Linked DNA regions of Mus musculus: region 1 is linked to region 2. The links are chromatin loops, found by intact Hi-C in ENCODE. Cell type or tissue: heart. All regions are shown on one strand.

The links. Hi-C counts contacts between places; a loop is a spot of excess contacts. Peaks named below come from ENCODE experiments on the same cell type or tissue, not always from the same donor. Only the 100,000 strongest peaks of a DNase experiment are listed, where the experiment ranks them.
Region 1: it touches region 2 in a loop (5-fold over the local background); 1 of 42 quality-filtered maps calls a loop at or near these places.

The regions. Positions count from the first base shown.
Region 1 is chr6:113,621,745-113,626,744 of GRCm38, forward strand. It overlaps Vhl (von Hippel-Lindau tumor suppressor), which reads left to right and starts at 2,250. Exons shown (of 3, transcript NM_009507.4): 1 at 2,250-2,634. The coding sequence starts at 2,397. In heart, a CTCF peak has its summit at 2,531; DNase peaks (open chromatin) are centred at 2,367 and 3,467; H3K4me3 peaks cover 2,055 bases; H3K27ac peaks cover 1,362 bases.
Region 2 is chr6:113,235,342-113,240,341 of GRCm38, forward strand. Mtmr14 (myotubularin related protein 14) reads left to right here and starts at 2,502. Exons shown (of 19, transcript NM_026849.2): 1 at 2,502-2,780; 2 at 4,944-5,000. The coding sequence starts at 2,625. In heart, no CTCF peak of the experiment used is centred here; a DNase peak (open chromatin) is centred at 2,410; H3K4me3 peaks cover 2,142 bases; H3K27ac peaks cover 1,517 bases.

The sequences.
Region 1 (5,000 bases), 390 kb after region 2:
TTTTTATTTTTAAATCATGTATGTATGTTTGTTTGTGTATGGGGGCGGGGGGGGGCTTGCACATGTCTGTGGAGGTCAGAAGAGGGCATTGAACTCCCTAGACCTGGAGTGACAGGCAGTTGTGGGCCACCTGATGTGGATGCTGGGGACTGAACTCAGGTCCTCAGAGCAGCACACTCTTTAACTACTAAGCCATTTCTTTAGTCCATAAAACTGTATCTTCAACTGCTCCAAAAGCATGACATAAACTTCTACTGTTCAGGGTGATTTATTCGCCAGACTTGATAAAGGAGCCTAAATGGAATTCAGACACCCTGCTTGATTTTTTTCCTGGCTCATCTAGTCACCTTTCACATTCTTTGTTACAACCAAATAACACTGCTCCTCCGAGTTGTCCTGTGTCCTTCCACACTAGCCTTTCAGCATTCTGAAGGCAGAGACTGGTTCTATCACATGGCCCATTCAGTAGACATGTGCTAAACATAATATTAGACAAAATACTAAATTTGGTCTAGGCACAGAGGTAGGTGGCTCGCGTGTCATACATAAAGCTCTGGATTTCTCAACACTGAAAATAAAGAACCTACCTGAAAAATGGGGAACTAAAAATTCAAGAGAATTTAGAAGCCCTGGAGAGCTGACTCAGTGGTTAAGAGCACTGGTTGCTCTCACAGAGGACCTGGGTTCAATTCCCAGTTCCCACAACAGGCAGCTCACAGCGACTTCTGACTCCAGCTCCAGGAAATCCAATCCTCCCTGTGTTCATCAGCCCCTGGATGAGCTCACACATGCACACCCGTACATTTTTAATTTTTTGTTTATTTATTTACTTTGGTTTTTTGGGTTTTTGAGACAAGGTTTCTCTGTCTGTCCTGGAACTCACTTTGTAGACCAGGCTGGCCTCGAACTCAGAAATCCTCCTGCCTCTGCCTCCCAAGTGCTGGGATTAAAGGCGTGCGCCACCACTGCCCGGCCCGTACATTTAAAAAAAGCTCATCTGATGAAACTTCTGCCAGAAATGTCTATGGAAAAATGGCACTGAATGTTATCTGATAGTAGTTGTATGCTAATTCTTTGAACCAGTCATGGTAGCACATATCTAGAATGCCAGTACTTGGGAGGCAGACACAGGAGTGCCACTAATTTGAGGCCAGCCTGGGCTATATATATTCAGCTGCAAGGCAATGGGAACTATGCAATAAGTCTGCGTCTAAAAAGAAAAAGACAAAATATTTTAAAATTCTATTCACAAACATAAAAAAGTTTGAAAGGAAACAAAAACTGGTAATACTGTTTTCTGGGAATGCAGATGGAAAAGGAGGGAAAGTTTTACTTTTGTACTCTGGAAGACATTTTGAAATGTGTAGTTAAAAATAGAGACAGACTCAAACTCATCAATGAGAAAAACTTTAAATAATAGCATAGGTGGGCCCGGCAGCGGTGGTACTCAGCTTTTATATCAACACTTGGGAGGCAGAGGCAGGAGATTGGAGGTCAGACTGGTCTACAGAGTGAGTTCCAAGAGAGCTGGAGCTACCCAGAGAAACCCTGTCTTGAAAAACCAAAAAGCAAAGGCAGAAGGGGAAATATGGCAAGCCCGTGGAGATCTTAAGAGAAGAAATTAAATTTAAGTACACTCAAAAAAAAAAAAATATATATATATATATGAGGCTCATGCCTGTAATTCCAGCACTCTGGAGTCAGAGGCAGGAGATCACTCTTAAGTTTGAAGCTGGTTTGGTCTGTACACGGAATTCCAGACCAGCCAGGGGGAAACAATGCTACCCAAAAAAAAAAAAAAAAAAAAATCCAACTGCCCTTGGTCCCTGTTCTCTGGAGTCTGAGGCAGGGAGATCTTTGAGTTCAGGACAAGCCGGATATACATAATGAGTTCTAGGCCTACATAGTGAGACCCTACCTCAAAGCAAGTCTTTCTGGCATGGAGATAACGGCTTTAATCCCAGTACTCTGGAAGCAGAGGCAGGCAGATCTCCGAGAGTTCGAGGCCAGACTGATCTAGGGTGTGAGTTCCAGGACAGCCAGGATTACACGAAGAAACTCTATCTTGGGGGAAAAAAAAAAAAGAAGGAAAAAGAAAAGGAAAGGAAACAAACAGAAACCCAACTGTAGGAGGTGGAATTTATAACCCGGGGCTCCGCCGCGGCCCCGCCCCGCCGCCCCGCCGCCCCGCCCACTGCTGCGGCCCCGCCCACCGCCGCGGCCCCTGGCTCCGTGCCGCCCCGCCCCCCAGTTTGAGGGCTCCCGGCGGCCATTTCCGCCTTCAAGTTGCCCGGAGCGCGTCTGGGACCGGCAGACCTGTCCCGGAGCGCGTAGATCCGCACGCACGCACGCGCCGCCCACGTCCAGCTTGCGAATCCGAGGGACCCGTTCCAATAATGCCCCGGAAGGCAGCCAGTCCAGAGGAGGCGGCGGGGGAGCCCGGTCCTGAGGAGATGGAGGCTGGGCGGCCGCGGCCGGTGCTGCGCTCGGTGAACTCGCGCGAGCCCTCTCAGGTCATCTTCTGCAACCGCAGCCCGCGCGTCGTGCTGCCTTTGTGGCTCAACTTCGACGGCGAGCCTCAGCCCTACCCGATCTTACCACCGGGCACCGGCCGCCGCATCCACAGCTACCGAGGTACGAGCCGCGCGCTAGGCCGCTGCTGCTGTAACAGGCGGGGCGCTTTCTCTCCGACCCCGAGCATCTTGTCCCTACCCACTGCATCTACCCCGAGAAAATGCCCGGCCCCTACCAGTGATTTCGGATGCAGTGTTAACCCAGTTCCCGGTCAGGTTCGGCATGCGAACCTGCCTTGGTGATGACAACTTGGAGGGTTACAGACAAAAAAAATGTATGAACAGACAAGAACCAGCCTGTGTCATAATTGCTGCGCTAGGCACCGAGCTTAGAGGTTTGCGAAAGCATGGGCAGAGTGTGGGTGCGTCCAGGTGAAGAAAGAGCACGCAGCTTAGGAGAACCGGAGTAGGATAAGTCAGCTGAGGGAGTTAACAGTTGTAGTTGGGGGATCACCTTTACCGATTGGCGTCTTGGCCGAAAACAAGTGAGTATGGGATAACGGGTTGAACTCTCGATCTTTCTGCCTTCGCCACTGATTTCAGGTTTGTACCAAGCCTGACCACGTAAGCTTATTAACTGTGACAAGCATCAGTGGAAGTCAGTCAGTTCTATCAGTGTCATGACTGGATGGCTATGAAAAACAAGTGAAGCCGCTCTCAGGTGTACAATCCCCAGGACTCAGAAAACCGAGGCAAGATGACTGCACCAGGCTTTTTTGGTTTGCCGCCAAACAGTGAGAGAAAAAGTTCAAAAGTTGATTTTAGCCGTAGTGAATTGGGGCTGTTTGACATTGCCTTATTTATGTATTGAAAAAAAATGTACCCAGATCTGTGTGTGGTAGCCCAGGACTCAGGAGGCCAAGACAGAAGGATTTCACTGAGTGCAAGTCCAGCCTTGGCTAAGCCCCAAGATTGTGTCTGAAGCAACCAGCCAGACAGCTGAGTGATGTGGGAATTTTGTAGATCAGGCTGGCCTCTCACTGAAATCCAACTTCCTTCTGCCCCCTGAGTACTGGGATTAAAGCAAAGGCCTTTGTCACCAAGGCCGGTTTATACTGCTCTTTCAGGGTTAGCTTCTCAGTACCCAGGTCAGGCAGCTCACAAGTTTCCATTACTCCAGCTCCAGGGATCCGAGGTCCCTGCTCTTACTTGGGAAAAGAAACCCTAACCTTGGCAGTTTGAATAAGAGTGACTCCTATAGGCTAATATATCTGAATGCTTAGGGTGTAGTCCTAAGGATTAGTTTGAAAGTGGTGAAGGATGAGTAGGTGTGGCCTGGTTGGAGGAAGTGTGCCACTAGGGATGGGCTTTGAGGTTTCAGAAGCCTAAACCAAACTCACAATCTCACTGGCTACACCTTTGGATCTGGATGTAGAGAATCCTTAGTTACTTCTCCAGCCCCAAGTCTGCCTGGGTACCACCATGCTTCCCATCATGCTGATGATGGATGGATTAAAACCCCTGAAACGCTCAGTAAGCCTCAGTTAGATGCTTTCTTTTATTAGAGTTGCCATGGTTTTGGTGTCTCTCAGCAGCAGCAGCATTGACATAAGACAAACAAACCAACTGTGGCAGTCCTCTTGCCTCAGCCTCCTACAACAGACTTCCGTATTTTCATAACCATCCCGGGAAGATCTTGGTAGAACTTTTCTCCTGATGGTGGTACATTTAATGAACTCATGTGACCAGTCAGGTCACAAACTTGTAGTGACTTGGGGAACAGGTGGAGGCAGGATGATCAGGAGTTCAAGCCAGTCTGGACAGCATGCTACCTGGACGTAATGAAAACAGTAGGATGGAATAAACTGATGCTTCTCAAGTTGTCTTTTTGATACAGAGAGGAGAAAAGAGCTTCTCACATCTGGAGATGTAGCATTTGTCTCTCAGTGCTAGCGATGGTTCTCCCTCTGTGTACCTGTGCTTTGCCTGAGGGTCAATCTGTATCCTGGGTATGGAGGCCAAGCAAGAGGCTCTGTCTGACCCCTGGAAACTAGTTACAAATGTTTGTTAGATGTCACATGGGTGCTGGGAACCAAACCTGGGTCCTCTTCAAGAGCAACAAATGCTCTTAACCACTGAGCTATCATCTCTTTAGCCCCTGCCCGTTTGTATGTTTATTTGAAAAGGGGCTTAGCATGTAGCAGTCTGTCCTTTTGTTTTGTTTTGTTTTGTTTTTTTAGAGACAGGGTTTCTCTGTGCAGTCCTGACTGTCCTGTCACTCACTCTGTAGAACAGGCTGACTTTAAACAGATCCTCTGTCTCTCAAGTGCTGGGATTAAAGGCATCCTCCACCAGGCTGCAGTCTGCCTTTTATACCAAACTTTTAGTGTTTGATGAGAAAGAACTAAACAGGAATCAAAATTTCTATAGTTTCTTATTTTACATAGAAATTTGGGTTAATTTTGTATTCTCCAAGATTTGTCTGTG
Region 2 (5,000 bases):
GCCAGATGCAGGAGAGGACACGTTGTCTGATTCCATTTATAGGAATGTCTAGTGACAGAAAGCAAGTTGGTGGCCGTCTGGGGGTGGCGCTGAGTGAGAGCAACCAGCAGAGGACGAGGGTGTTTTCTGGGGTGATAATATAATTGGAGGATCACCTCCGAATGAGGATTTTATACTTTGTCAACAGTCACAATTAAAGCGGCTGTATTCACGCGTATGTATTCTATATTTCAGCTTGAAATATAAAGAAGCTTGATTTTTGGCCAGATTCAGTTTTTATCTAGAGCCTGGGGTAGGAAGGTTCTTGGAGCCGCAGAGTCTATTGCCAGTCTGGGTAATATAGTGAGATTCTGTTACCAAAATTAAAAGAGGAGCTCTGTAGAGTTCAGTTGGTACAGTGTTTGCCTATCTACTCAAGCCTTAGGTTTGATTCACAAAGGTCTCTAGCACTGCTAAACTAGACATGTTACTACATGCTTGTATCTCCTCAAGAGGAAGAGGCAGAGAAGTATAAGGTGATCCTCAGCTACACAGGGACCTTGGGGCCATCCTGGGCTACATAAGACCCTCTGGAATGGAGGAAGGGTGGTTGCTTTTTGTCTGTTTGTTTGTTTTTTGAGACAGGGTTTCTCTGTATAACCCTGGCTGTTCTGGAACTCACTCTGTAGACCAGGCTGGTCTCAAACTCAGAAATCTGCCTGCCTCTGCCTCCCAAGTGTTCAAGTGTTGTGATTAAAGGCGTGCGCCACCACACCCGGCTGCATTTTTTTTTTTAAAGCCCAATAAGATATCACTAGTAGGGCTGGTGAGACAGTGTGTGTGTATTTACCAAAAATATCTACAAAATAACTCATAGCAACAGATTTTTTTGAGAGTCGCACACTGTAGTACCACAGCTGGTCTTGATGGCTCCTTTGTCTTTTTGCCTCAGCTTTCGGAAGGCTTCACTCACAGGTGTAAGCCATTGCGATTGACTAGAAAAATCTTAGAGACATTATGTTTGTTCTACTTTTGTTGCTATGATAAAAACAAAAGCAAGCCAAGAAGAGGTTTATTGAGCTCACACTGTCACATCAGTGACATCATCATTGAGGACCATCAGGCAGGACAGGAACTCAAGCAAGAACCTGGAGGCAGAAAGTGAAGCAGAGGCCATGGAGAAATAAACACTGATTACCAGCTTGATCCCTGTAACTCTCTCAGCCTGCTTTATTCTACAACCCAGGACCACCTCTCCAAAGTGGATACCTCCCTCTGCATCAATTAGCAATCAAGAAAAGGCCCCACAGACATGCTCAGAGGCCAACCAGGTGGAGGCAATTACTCAACTGAAGAGTCCTTTCCCCAAGTTGGGAAGCAAGAATAATCATCACAGTTTAGAAGACGAGACTAAATAATAATTTTTTTAAAAAATGCATATTTTGATTCTATTTGACCATCGCCAAAAGGGAAAACTAATTTCCAGTATTAGAATTCAGGACAGGACCTAGTTGAGCATGAAGAGTGACTGACAGTCAGCAGGGGTTGTGGTTTGTGTTTTCCTTAGATTTCTTTACAAATCTAAGAAAATGAGTACTTTTAGGCACTATGTTAACTTACTATGTTTTCACAGCATCAATTTCATTTTGAGAGTTTTCTTTCGACATAAGTTATAGCTTAATCAACTGTCTGACTGATGGCCAAATGAGCAATTCTCCCTCAGATATACAATACTGAAGGAGGCCTTAACACCTTCTCTCTAAACATCAATACTTGGGGGTAGATAGTACACACATCTTCTGAGACTAACAATTCTAGGAATTTGGGACTGATATTTGAGATTCTCAGCACCCAGAAAGTGGAGGCAGGTGAGTCAGGAGTTCAAGGCCAGCCTTGGCTATACCACAAATAATTACCTACATCAAACAACAAACACCAGCCCAATACACAAACAACTCCCTAGACAGGGAAGAACTGAGCAGGAGATTGGCACGTGTTGATTTATGATGAAAGCAGCTGATAGGAAAATGAAGGAACATTATTATCTACACTTTTTTAAACATTTTTAAAAAATTAAGGTGTGGTCTGGGCTAGTCTCAAATGCCTGATTCTCACGCTTCATCCTCTGGCGTTTGCCTACTGACACCAGCTAGAAAATCTTTTTAAATAAATAGGATGATGGTCCACGCTATATTGGCAGGGACGTCCATAAGAGCAGTGGAGAAGTGCTGTTTGAAATGCTGTTTTGATTCTTGCAGCTCTCGTCTTCTTGCTGCCAGCACTAACTCAGGCCTCCGGCGGTTCCTTCCTCTCTTGTTGCCAATGGTTCCCGCCTTTCCCCTCCCCGCAGCCGCGGTGGTTTAGCCCGGCTTCCCCCGGGGAAACCCCTTGGGCGGAGCGCGGCCCCCGCCGTGAGGCCACTTGGATCCCTCCGCGTCAGGGGTGGGCCGGGGACCTGTGGGCCGGGCACGAACCCCGGGCTCTGATTGGCTGCGGCGGGAGTAAACATCCGGAGAGGTGGGGCGGGGCCGGAAGTGGAAGAAGAAGGCGGCGGCTGAGTCGGTTCAGGAGGTTTTAGAGCCGGAGTCCGAGCTTCAGGTGCCATGGGCTGGGGGAAGGCGCCCTGAGGGGACTCGAGGCTGTGCATGGCGGGTGCTCGGGCCGCCGCCGCCGCCTCGGCGGGTTCCACCGCCTCGTCGGGCAGCCCGCCGCCTCAGGAGCCCGGGCTCTGGGAGCTGCTGGAGGAGTTCTCCCGGACTCAGTACCGTGCCAAGGACAGCGGCGGGAAGAGCGGCTCTAAGGTGAGCCCCAAAGGTGCAACGACCTGAACTGGTCCCTGGCCTGAGTTACCGAGGGAAGACTGTGGTTCGGGATGGGAGGAGAGCTGGAATGAGACCTCCTTGGGGAGGCACGGGAGAGGAACTTATCCAGGATATGGACTCAGAGAGTAAGGATCCGGCTTTACACCAAAGAGGAGGACCGAAGCTCCTTGTGGGTTTTGGGGTGGGGGGTTGCTTTAACAGGGGTTTGGAGGTCAAGGGTCGGAGTTGTGGGCCAGGTGCAAAGGTTAGACAATAGGAACGCTACCCTTCGTGAGCCTAGGAGGGGTTACCAACAGATTCAAAACAAAAAACAAAACCCCTAAAATCTAAGTAAAAATGGGGAAGAGACTCCTCTGGACCAGAGATCAGAGTAGAAGTCTGGAGTAGTGTGACATTATGGAGCCCAGAGAACAGCGGAGTGTGTCACCTCCTTATAAGGTACCAGCATGACTTAGGCCCTTCCCTTTCCTTTCCTGTAGAGCAAGAAGAGAACCCACATTCCCTTTCTGTTCCTTTTATCAGAAGTCTCTGTCCGTTGTCCCCCCACCCCGGGAATTTCCCTCTGCCCTAGTCACCAGGCCTGAAAAGAGAGCTGCTGATCTGGTCGAGGCATACTGACCTCAGCACTGATAGACCCGGCCCTTTCTCTTTCCCAGTGTGGCATTACACATTGGCGTTGGTCTCTGTGCTGGGCCATAAAACTGGTTTGGCCCCAGAGGTTACCTAGGGGCTGAGACATCTTCTATTAATCTCTGAAGTAACAACCTAAGAAAGATCACTAATGTGGTATTATCGGACCAGACAATTAAGTACCTTTCAGATTATAATTGGCATCATTTGGAGCTCTTGTTAAACACAAAGATTTCTGGTCTTAGATTCTCTTAAAGCACAATGTCTGGGGAGGCAGACCCTAGAATTTGTACTGTATGTTCAGAAAAGCCTTAAATGCGTTATCCCAACCAAGGCCAGTCATGCACTCCTGTCCTTCTGTCTCCACTTCCTAGGTGATGGGGTTACAGGTGTTTACCCTCATGCTTGGTTTCTGTGGTGCTGGAGATTGAACACAGGTTTTTATGCATGCCAGACCGGCATTCTACCAGCTGAGCTACATCACCAGCCTTGGTGTGTGTTGAGGCGTGGTTTTTTGTCTGTGGCCCTGGCTTGGTTTCACAGTCATTATCCCAGGATGGCTTGTAACTAATAATCCTCCTGCCTTAGCCTCCCAAGGACTACATACACGTGTGAGCCACCACAGCTGACTTCGAGGGCAATCTTTTGAGTGGTTATAGGAGGTGTGTGATTTTGATGGATCTCACTGCCCTCTGAATGTCTGTGAAGATTAGAGTTTTACAAGTTAAACCTTACTCTCACCACAACTGGTCTTAATACTGCTCCAGGCTTCATGATCTCTTGCAAAGTTCTTGATGTGTTACAGGCGGTAAGCTTTTCTTCCAGTGGGCTTTTCACTGAACTGTGAACAAAAGGATTAATTTTAGAAGGGAGCCTTGCCTTTAGTTTTATAAGCAGATGGTATGTAAAGAGACAACTGTCTGCAGCTTTTACTGATTTTGCTGACTAGAGCTTCTTTATTTTTGTAGGTGTTGTTGAGACATGGTCTTGAGATATATAGTAATTCATATATAAATATACACACACACATGCACGCACACACTGAACTCGGCATCCTCCTGCCTCAACATCCCATGTAATAAGATTGTAGATGTGCACCATCGTGCCCAGCTGACTGGAGCTTCAACTGGAGTTTCTGGGGCTGTAGAACAGAAAAAAAGATTTTTTGGTGTTAAAAGAACATAATGTGTTAATGCTATAATAGTAACCTAAAGCAACAGTTACTGTTGCTTTGTTTTTTGGGACAAGGTCTCACTATGTGCCCAGCCTCCCTGTGACTCCACAGTCTTCTGTGCAGTGAGGCTAACGGGCTTAGGTACCACCTGAAGCATGCCACACGTGAGTTAATATAGAGCCCACGGTCCAGCATCATGTTTCTTCCCAGCCTTGAATGATGATCACAGAATTGCTTGTCACTCACTCCCAGGGGCCTCTTTGGATCATGGGCCACTTAAGCTCATGCCCTCAGAACCTGAGAATTCTCTTCAGGCTCAAGTCTCCTTCTCTATGCAGGTTGAACGCATTGAGAAGAGATGTCTGGAGCTATTTGGCCGTGACTACTGTTTCAGC